Linked DNA regions of Homo sapiens: region 1 is linked to region 2. Evidence: chromatin contacts called from ENCODE Hi-C or POLR2A ChIA-PET data. All regions are on one chromosome and are shown on one strand. Each heading gives the region's core, a stretch centred on a gene start or an enhancer-like site at or near the end of the contact. The rest is flanking DNA. Distances are from core to core; before and after follow the strand shown. Region 1 has its middle 7.1 kb from the start of NLRP2. Region 2 holds the start of RPS9 (ribosomal protein S9).

What was found. Hi-C counts contacts between places; a loop is a spot of excess contacts on that map. ChIA-PET counts read pairs that join two places held with the same protein, here RNA polymerase II (POLR2A). Pooled maps may share reads with other maps.
Region 1: a loop to region 2 is called in a pooled map, with 3 times the contacts of the local background. The contact joins the enhancer-like site here to the promoter of RPS9 in region 2. A Hi-C loop is called at or near these places in 1 of 37 single-sample maps with no recorded cell type and 1 of 50 pooled maps. POLR2A ChIA-PET finds 5 or more read pairs at or near these places in 4 of 52 experiments (Caco-2, Panc1, activated CD4-positive, alpha-beta T cell and 1 more).

The regions. Positions count from the first base shown.
Region 1 is chr19:54,956,765-54,961,765 of GRCh38, reverse strand. It overlaps a transcript of NLRP7 not described here. Among named protein-coding and RNA genes, the nearest start is that of NLRP2, 7.1 kb to the left of the region's middle. Within about 2 kb of position 2,730, at least 4 of the 41 ENCODE cell types and tissues checked have a DNase peak (open chromatin) inside an H3K27ac peak, as active enhancers do.
Region 2 is chr19:54,198,864-54,203,849 of GRCh38, reverse strand. It overlaps RPS9 (ribosomal protein S9), which reads right to left and starts at 2,992. Exons shown (of 5, transcript NM_001013.4): 1 at 2,962-2,992; 2 at 2,569-2,690; 3 at 2,241-2,363. The coding sequence starts at 2,665. RefSeq lists a silencer at 2,679-3,172 and an enhancer at 2,935-3,604.

The DNA.
Region 1 (5,001 bases), core at 1,481-3,980, 760 kb before region 2:
GTCTCGGCTCACTGCAACCTCTGCCTCCGGGGCTCAAGCAATTCTCTTGCCTCAGCCTCCTACAGGCACCTGCCACCATGCCAGGCTAATTTTTAGTACAGATAGGTTTTCACCATGCTGGCCAGGCTCTTCTTGAACTCCTGATCTGAGATCCACCTGCCTCGGCTTCCCAAAGTGCTGGGATTACAGGTGTGAACCACCACGCCCAGCCACAGTACCTTTTTTAAAAAATTTGTATTTTCTTTTATTTATTTATTTATTTATTTAGAGATGAAGTCTCTCTGTTGTTGCCCAGGCTGGAGTGCAGTGGCATGATCTTGGCTCACTGCAACCTCTGCCTCCCGGGTTCAAGTGATTCTCCTGCCCTAGCTGGGATTATAGGCTCCCGCCACCATACCAAGCTAATTTTGTATTTTTAGTAGACACGGGGTTTCACCACCTTGGCCGGGCTGGTCTTGGACTCCTGACCTCGGGTGATCCACCTGCTTTGGCCTCCCAAAGTGCTGGAATTACAGGCGTGAGACACTGTGCCTGGCCCACTCCCCCTCTTTTTTAACTAGAGACTGGGTCTCACTTTGTACACCGGGCCGGTCTTGAACTCCTGGGCTCCATGGCCCTCCCGCCTTGGCCTCCCAAAGTACTGAGATTACAGGTGTGAGCCACTATGCCTGGCCCATTATTTTATATTTTAATATAAATATTTACATTTATAAATTTCCATCAGTGCAACAAACACATTTCAACAGCAATTTCACCACCACTCAGTTCTAGCATTTTTAAAAATGCCCTTTGTTATTTCTTCTTTGACCTTGGAATTATATAGAATATTTTTTTAAGACTCAAATGCATGGGATTAAGAAATTATCTTTTGTGCTGGGCATGGTGGCTCACGCCTGTAATCCCAGCACTTTGGGAGGCCGAGGCAAGCGGATCACGAGGTCAGGAGATCGAGACCATCCTGGCTAACACGGTGAAACCCCGTCTCTACTAAAAATTAAAAAAATTAGCTGGGCACGGTGGCGGGTGCCTGTAGTCCCAGCTACTTGGGAGGCTGAGGCAGGAGAATGGCGTGAATCCGGGAGGCGGAGCTTGCAGTGAGCCACCATCACACCACTGCACTCCAGCCTAGGTGACAGAGCAAGACTCCATCTCAAAAAATAAAAATAAAAATAAAAATAAAACTATCTTTTGTTACAATTCTTCTAACTTTTGTTCTATTGAGGAAATTGAGACTGAAATGTTAAGTAGCAACCCCAAGGTCACATAACTCATGGGTGGCTGGGGAGAAGGATGGATTTAAACAGACTTCTGGTTGAGCGCGGTGGCTTAAGGCTGTAATCCCAGCACTTTGGGAGGCTGAGATGGGTGGATCACTTGAGGTCAGGAGCTCGAGACTAGCCTGGCCAACATGGTGAAATCCCGTCTCTACTAAAAATACAAAAGTTAGCTGGGTGTGGCGGCAGGCACCTGTAATCCCAGCTACCCAGGAGGCTGAGGGAGGAGAATTGCTTGAACCCGGGAAGCAGAGGTTGCAGTGAGCTGAGATCTCGCCACTGCACTCCAGCCTGGGTGATAGAGGGAGACAACATCTCAAAAAACAAAACGAAAGAAACAAACAAACAAAAAAAACAAGAAACACCAGACTTCTGTTGGAATAAGTGAGTTTGGTTCGGGTAGATGGAACCTGCAAAGGGGTTTGGAGATCCAAAAGAGGAACTACGTGGTTAGAACAGAGTATCGGATGAACTGATAAGAAACCACAATTCAAAAACAATTCAACAAAATGCCCAGGTCTGTGAAAGCCTGTCTACACCAGGCCTTGGGTCTCTGTGTACATTGCCTGCTTCTGACAAGGCTCTGCAGCCGGGAGTCGGCTCCCAGGGTTGCATGGCTGGGAACAACAGAAGCTCAGGAGCGGACCTAAAACGGAGCAGTTGGGTAAAATGAAGCTGTCTCCATTTACTTTCTACAGACAGACATCCATGAGAGGATGAGGAGGTGTGCTTGCCTCCTGGTCAAGCACTAATTTTTTTTTCCAAGCACTAATTTTAATTTTTTTATTTTTTGTAGAAACAGGGTCTCAGAGTATTTGCTTTGGCAGCACATACACTAAAATTGGAAATGGGGGTCTTGCTATGTTGCCCAGGCTGGACTTGAGCTCCTGGGCTCAAGGGATCCTCCCACCTCAACCTCCTAAAGTGCTATCCACTCTGACCTTGTGATCCACCTGCCTCAGCCTCCCAAAGTGCTGGTGAGGGAAGAGAGAAACCGTCTCATATTGTTTTATATTGTTTTATACTCAGTACTTGTTTTAGAAAAAAAACAAGGAGGCCGGGCACGGTGGCTCACGCCTGTAATCCCAGCACTTTGGGAGGCCAAGGCGGGTGGATCACAAGGTCAGGAGTTTGAGACCAGCCTGGCCAACATGGTGAAACCCCGTCTCTATTAAAAATACAAAAATTAGCCGGGCATGGTGGCGTGCGCCTGTAATCCCAGCTACTCGGAAGGATGAGGCAGCAGAATTGCTTGAATCCAGGAGGCGGAGCTTGCAGTGAGCCGAGATTGTGCCACTGCACTCCAGCCTTAGCGACAGAGCAAGACTCTGTCTCAAAAAAAAAAAAAAAGAAAAAGAAAAAAACAAGGAAGTGAAACCAAAGGCAGGTAGCCCGGCGCCAGGCACCAGACCCAAAACCAGACCCGAAACCAGGCCTGGGCCTGCCTGGCGTAAACCTAGTAGATAAAAATCAACTCATGACTTAGAACCCGATGTTATCCATAGATTCCAGGCATTGTATAGAAGAACACTGTGAAACTCCCTGCCCTATTCTTTCTCTCTGACCAGCAGTGCACGAAACCCCTGTTATGTATCCCCTAGATTGCTCAATCATGACCCTTTCATGCGCAGTCTTTAGTGTTGTGAGCCCTTAAAAGGGACAGAAACTGTGCACTCGAGGAGCTTGGATTTTAAGACAGTAGCTTGCCGATGCTCCCAGCTGAATAAAGCCCTTCCTTCTACAACTCGGTGTCTGAGAGGTTTTTGTCTGTGGCTCGTCCTGCTACACTGGGATTACAGGCGTGAGCCACTGTGCCTGGCCACTAGTTATTATTATTATTATTATTTGAGACAGAGTCTCACTCTGTCCCTTGGGCTGGAGTGCAGTGGCCTGATCTTGACTCACTGCAACCTTTGCCTCCCGGGTTCAAGCGATTCTCCTGCCTCAGCCTCCAGAGTAGCTGGGATTACAGGCATGCACCACTATGCCCAGCTAGCTAACTTTTTGTATTTTTAGTAGAGACAGGGTTTCACCATGTTGGCCAGGCTGGTCTTGAACTCCTGACCTTGTGATTCGCCCACCTCGGCGTCCCAAAGTGCTGGGATTAGAGGCGTGAGCCACTGCACCCGGCAATACTAGTTATTGTTAATGCTATTATTGTTACTGACATGTTCATTTTTACCTAGCCACTTTATTTTCCCACCTCTTTCTCCCTACTTCTCCTAAGTGTCAATGTTAGATAAGTCTGAAATTCTCTTTCCCTGTCCCTCTCTGTCTCTCTCTCCTTCTTTGTCTTTCTTTCACCTGAGACCCATAATCCTGGAGATAGCAAGTGCCTCAGGGAGAAAATCCCAAACCAAGCGATTCTCCTGCCCTAGCCTTCCAAGTAGCTGGGATTACAGGCTCCTGCCACCATACCAAGCTAATTTTGTATTTTTAGTAAAGACACGGTCTCACCACCTTGGCCAGGCTAGTCTCGGACTCCTGACCTCAGGTGATCCACCCACCTGGGCCTCCCAAAGTGCTGGAATTACAGGCGTGAGACACCGTGCCCGGCCCCCTCCCCATCTTTTTTAAATAGAGACTGGGTCTCACTTTGTACACCGGGCCAGTCTTGAACTCTTGGGCTCCATGGCCCTCCAGTGTGGAGGAGAGAAAATGGATTCCCTCCACCCTCCTAGGTTCTTTGGATGGGCTATGAATTACATTGACACAAAACAGTTTGACAGAAGAAAAACCAGATTCAATTATGTATGCACAGGAGTCCCACAAAAATGTGAGACTGGAGGAAGGGCCAGATGATTGAAGCTCATCTAGCTGCCTGAGCTACAGAAAGGAGTATAAGAGTGTAGGGTGCAGTGGCTCACGCCTGTGATCCCAGCAGTTTGGGAGGCCAAGGTGGGTGGATCACCTGAGGTCAGGAGTTTGAGACCAGCCTGGCCAACATGGTGAAACCCCATCTCTGCTAAAAATACAAAAATTAGCTGGTGTGGTGGTGTGTGCCTGTAATCCCAGCTACTCCGGAGGCTGAGGCAGGAGAATCACTTGAACCCGGGAGGAGGAAACTGCAGTGAGCTAAGATCGCACCATTGTACTCCAGCCTGGGCTTCAAAGGGAGACTCCATCTCAAAAAAAAAAAAAAAAAGAAGAAGAAGAAGAAAGGAGTAGGGGTGTCCGTCCCAGTGGCTCACGGTCTGTAATCTCAACACTTTGGGAACCGAAATGGGTGGATCACCTGACGTCGGGAGTTTGAGACTAGCCTGGACAACAGGGTGAAACCCAGTCTCCACTAAAAATACAAAAATTAGCCAGGTGTGGTGGTGTGCCCTGTAATCCCAGCTACTTGGGAGGCTGAGACAGGAGGATTACTTGAACCCGGGAGGTGGAGGTTGCAGTGGGCCAAGATCACGCCACTGCACTGCAGCCTGGGAGATAGAGGGAGACCCTGTCTCAAAATAAAATAAATAAATAAATAAATAAATACATACATACATAAATGAAAAGGCGTAGAGACTTGGAGCTTCTGGGGGTGGTGGAGGCAAATTAAGGTATGATAAAAGGGGGAAAAGTTGCTGGGTTCACGCCTGTAATTCCAGCACTTTGGGAGGCCAAGGCAGGTGGATCACCAGAGGACAGGAGTTCGAGACAAGCCTGGCCAACATGGTGAAACCCCGTTTCTACTAAAAATGCAAAAAATTAGAAGGCGTGGTGTTGGGTGTCAGTGATC
Region 2 (4,986 bases), core at 1,743-4,242:
ACAATGCCTTCATTTCTGATCTGAAAAATGGACATGACTCCTACATTTCTTCACAGTTGTGCTGGGGGGTGGGGGGGGAGTTCGTGTTGTTTTGTGTCTCGCTGTCACCCAGTGCAGTGCCGCGGATCTCGGCTCACTGCAGTCTCTGTCTCCCAGGTTCAATCAATTCTCCTGCCTCAGCCTCCCGAGTAGCTGGGATTATAGGCACACCACCATGCTCGGCTAATTTTTGTATTTTTCGTAGAGATGGAATTTCACCACGTTGGCCAGGCTGGTCTCTGACTTGAGGTCTCCTGACCTCAAGTGATCCGACCACCTCGGTCTCCCAAAGTGCTGGGATTACAGGCATGAGCCACCACGCCTGGCCTCTATCTGTTGATTATTAACTGCCAGCCAAATGTTGGCGGCTGTTCAGTCTTAACAGACGAGACTCAGAATCTCGCTAGTCACACATCTTAGTGGGAAAGGCAGGATCTGAATCAAGGCAGGATTACACCAAAGAGCAAACATCCAAGCTCCTCCTTCCTGTCCCTGACTAGGCTAGATGGCTTCATTTACTAGAAAGTGTACTCACCTGAACAACTGTGTACCCCTTGGGAATTTTCACTTCTGCCTTGGAAAACCACAAATAACCCTCAGACACCTGCACCGCTTTCTCACATGACTGTAAGTTTCATTGCAATTAGGATCTATGTCCAGAAAGTCCTCCCTAAAACCAGAACCAGCTATAGCCCACTCCCCACAGAACCCTGGGATGAATTCCCACCCAGCATCAGTATCTATGGGGGAGGGATCTCCAGCACTTTCATGAGATTATCAACGGGGTCTACAAATTGACGAAAAGAATGAAAGGGTCAGGTGCGGTGGCTTACACCTGTAACCCCAGCACTTTGGAAAGCTGAGGTGGATGGATCACTTGAGGTTAGGAGTTGGAAACCATCCTGGTCAACACTGCAAGATCCTGTGCCTATTTAAAGAAAAAGCTTCTAACATCTGCAAGCCTGGGACAAACTGTGATAATCTGTAGCTAAACATGCGCCAGGACTTTCTCAACGCCTAACATGGATGACCACTCTCATGCCTAACAGTCAGGGCTCAGGTGTAGAGACTGCTTTTCACCATAAATCATGACTACCCAAACTCAGGCAAAAGCAGCGTCTCAGGATATACAAATGCCAATCTTGGTCATGCCAATCTGCTGTAGAAAGCACTCCAATAACACCGCATCTCAGAGTAGATTTTAAAACAAGATGGTTAAGATGGTACATTTTCAATTTAATGTGTATTTCACCACAATTAGTAAAGTAAGCCTAAGTCTATGTGATCTGCATGCCCTCCTAAAGTCATCACCTGAAATGCTGTTCCCTGAGACATTTTACAGGTTCTCTCCTGTTCAGGCCTTTGCTAAATACCACCTAAATGTCCTTGACCAGCTTAAAAAAACAAGCACCAGCCTGGACAACATGGTGAAAACCCATCTCCACTAATAATAGAAAATTAGCCAGGCTTGGTGGCCCATGCCTGTGATTCCAGCTACTTAGGAGGCTAAGACAGGAGAATCGCTTGAACTCTGGAGGCGGAGTTTGCAGTGAGCCAAGATTGCGACAACTACACTCCAGCATGGGCAATGGAGCGAGACTCCGTCTCAAAAGTAAAATTAGCCAGGTGTGGTGGCGTGCGCCTGTCTGTAGTCCCAGCTACTTGGGAGGCTAAGATAGGAGAATTGTTTGAACCCAGGAGGCGGGGGTTGCAGTAAGCCGAAATGGCGCCACGGCACTCCAGCCTGGGCAACAGAGCAAGACTCCGTCTCAAAAGACTAAATAAAACGAGAAAACTTAATTAAAAAAACAATAAACCAAGCAAATGTGCAAACCCTGTTATCACCATCACTTAGCCCAGAAATTCCACTTCATAGTCTACTCTCATCCACTAGCAAACAGGCCACATAAACAGAATATAAAGATATAGACGGGTGCCCAGGTGTGCCAGGCCTATCTTTAGCTCTGGTCATTACTAAACTGAAGGTCCAATAACTGGGCAAAAAAGCCACACACCTAAGAAACAGGGCAAAGACTGATCCAGATACACTTTTCCTACTCCACAAGTGCCACTAAAAGTTAGAAGGCTGGTTCCATTTATCCAATGACACAACTCTCATCACTGGAACAGAGGCAACAGAAGGGAGAATGAACCTCACAAGCCCTGCACCCCATCCCTCTGCTGTGGACTCCCATACGCACCTTCGAACAGACGCCGTGGGTCCTTCTCATCAAGCGTCAGCAGTTCCCGGGCGGCCTTGCGGATCTTGGCCAGGGTAAATTTGACCCTCCAGACCTCACGTTTGTTCCGGAGCCCATACTCGCCTGGTGGGGAGAAGGGGGTGGACAAGTGTAGTCCCACGTACTGGCACAACAACTAGACTGGCAGCTTTGGAATCACAAAACCTTCCTAAACCACGAATAGTACCAAATTTAGGGGACGGACTAGATAGAGTACATGGGCACCTTCATCCACGTGCTAACCGCCTCCCGGAAGCCGAACCACTTCCCGGAAGCCTTGGCCACTCACCGATCAGCTTCAGCTCTTGGTCGAGACGAGATTTCTCGAAGGGTCTCCGCGGGGTCACATAAGTTTTGCGACAAACCCAGCTCCGGGCCACTGGCATGTTGGCTCCGCTTCCCCGTCTGCGCCTGCGCGGGAGAGAAGTGTGAGCGTAAGGGATCCAAACGGCGCCTGCGCAGTCCCACAACTACGCCAAAACCTCGCGGAGCCCAGATCCGATCTCGCGAGAATAACCTCCAACGCTCTCATAGTCAGTATCTGCCCCCACAACCGTGCTGCACTCCCGTTCAACCACCCTGCTCTGTTTCCTAACGTCTTTAGCTTACTCATGGAAACTCGGAAGGCCCGGGCCACCATCCAACCCAAACCCTAGAGAAAAAGCACACCACCGCACCTCACCTAAGCAAACCACCCGGTCACTGAGAAAGAGGCGCGGAAGCGCCACGGCTGCGCTCTTATAGTAACGCCGGCGTCTCGTGACGTTTTCACGCACCACGCACGTCAGAGCCAATCAGAAGAGGCGTTGGCTGGCTGAGAAGCAGTGGAGACGTGAGGCTGGGCTAGAGCGGCGTGCTAACCTGGGAGGACTAGGTTTTTTCCGGCCAGGGAGTGGAAACCTGAGAAGTAGGGAGAACCTTCCTTCTCCGCCCCTGGACGGTGGTTTTTCTTTTTCTTTCTGAGACAGGGTCTCGCTCCGTCGCCCAGGCTGGAGTGCAGTGGCGTGATTTCGGCTCACTGAGGCCCCGACCAACCTCTCGGGCTCGAGCGATCCTCCCACCTCCTCCCCAGTAGCTGGGATTACAGGCACACGCCACGACGCCCGGGTAGCATTTTTTTTTTTTAACAGTCGGCGTCTTGCCATGTTGCCCAGGCTGGTCTTGAACTCCCGGCCTCGAGAGAGCCTCCCGCCGTGGCCCCCCCAAAGTGCTGGGATTACAGGCGTGAGCCACCGCGCCCAGCCGAGATTATTTCTGTCACTAACAATAATGTGGCATTCTGGAACGCTATGTGCCACATACTGTTCTAAGAATTTTAAATGTATTTACTCAATCTTCAATACATACTTACAGAGCACTCTCAGAGAAGTTGCCCCCCCACCCATGGTACTATTATTATCAATAGCCACTTAAGGGGTATTAGTACTATTATCAGTAATTTATTTTATTTTTGAGACGGAGTTTTTCGCTCTCGTCACCCAGGCTGGAGTGCAGTGGTGCGATCTCGGCTCACTGCAACCTCCGCTTCCCGGGTTCAATCGATTCTCGTGCCTCAGCCTCCCGAGAAGCTGGGACTACAGGCGCCCACCACCATGCCCGGCTAATTTTTAAATTTTTAGTAGAGACGGGGTTTTGAACTCCTGGTCTCCAACGCCTGACCTCAAGTGATCCACCCGCCTCAGCCTCCCAAAGTGCTAAGATTACAGGTGTGAGCCACCGCGCCTGACCTAGAGTTCTCTTTTTATATATAGTCTGGTTATTGTCTGTCTGTACACCCATCTCTCCACTCCGAATGCGATGGTCTGTCTCCACAGCTCGTGTTCTTCAGTTGTCTTCCCTACGCTGCTGCCTCGGCAGTCACTATCTCCTCAGGAAGCAGTCCCACCCGCCCCTTTCTCTTCCACGGCATCCACACCATCCGGATGCCTGGATTCAAATGCCACGTCACCACTTGCCAGCTGCAGTGCCTTCGACAAGTTTCTCAATCACTCTGTGCCTCAGCGTCCTCCTCTGTAAAACGGCGAATGATGGTAGCGCCTACCTCATAAGCTTGTGAGGATTAAGTGAGAGTCTATCCAGTGTTGAGGAGAGTGGCATAAATAAAGCGCCTAGTGGTAGCTACCATCGTCATTATTGTCATCTGCATTGTACTTCCATATCTTACAAACTACCTTGTTCAGTTTTATGGGTTTTTTGTTTGTTTGTTTTGTTGTTTTGAGACGGGGTTTTGCCATATTGCCCAGGCTGGTCTTGAACTCCTGGGCTCAAGTGATCCACTCGCCTCAGCCTCCCCAAGTGCTGGGATTACAGGTGTAAGCCACCATGCCTGGCCAAATTTTATGCATTTTTGTATCTTGAACACGCGTATATTATTCATCTGGAAGGGGGAAACGTGGAAGGAAAAAACTTCCATAAGTTTTCACTCCCTTCAGGATGAAGTCCAAGCTCCACAAATTCCGGGTGCCTCGTGATTACAGAGATGGTTTTATAATGGTGGTTGAACCTGTAGGTTCTCAAGTCTTAAAAAAGATCTGCGTTTGAACCTCAGCAGTCACTGACGAGCTCTTGATCTTAGGCAAATTAGCCTCTTCAAGAGTGCTAAATGGGAGAAAGTAACAGGACTTTCCTCATAGGGTTTGATGATTTAGAGTAAAAAAAAAAAAAAAAGAAAAGAAAACCAGCACAGAGTCTTGTGTACTGAAGGTGC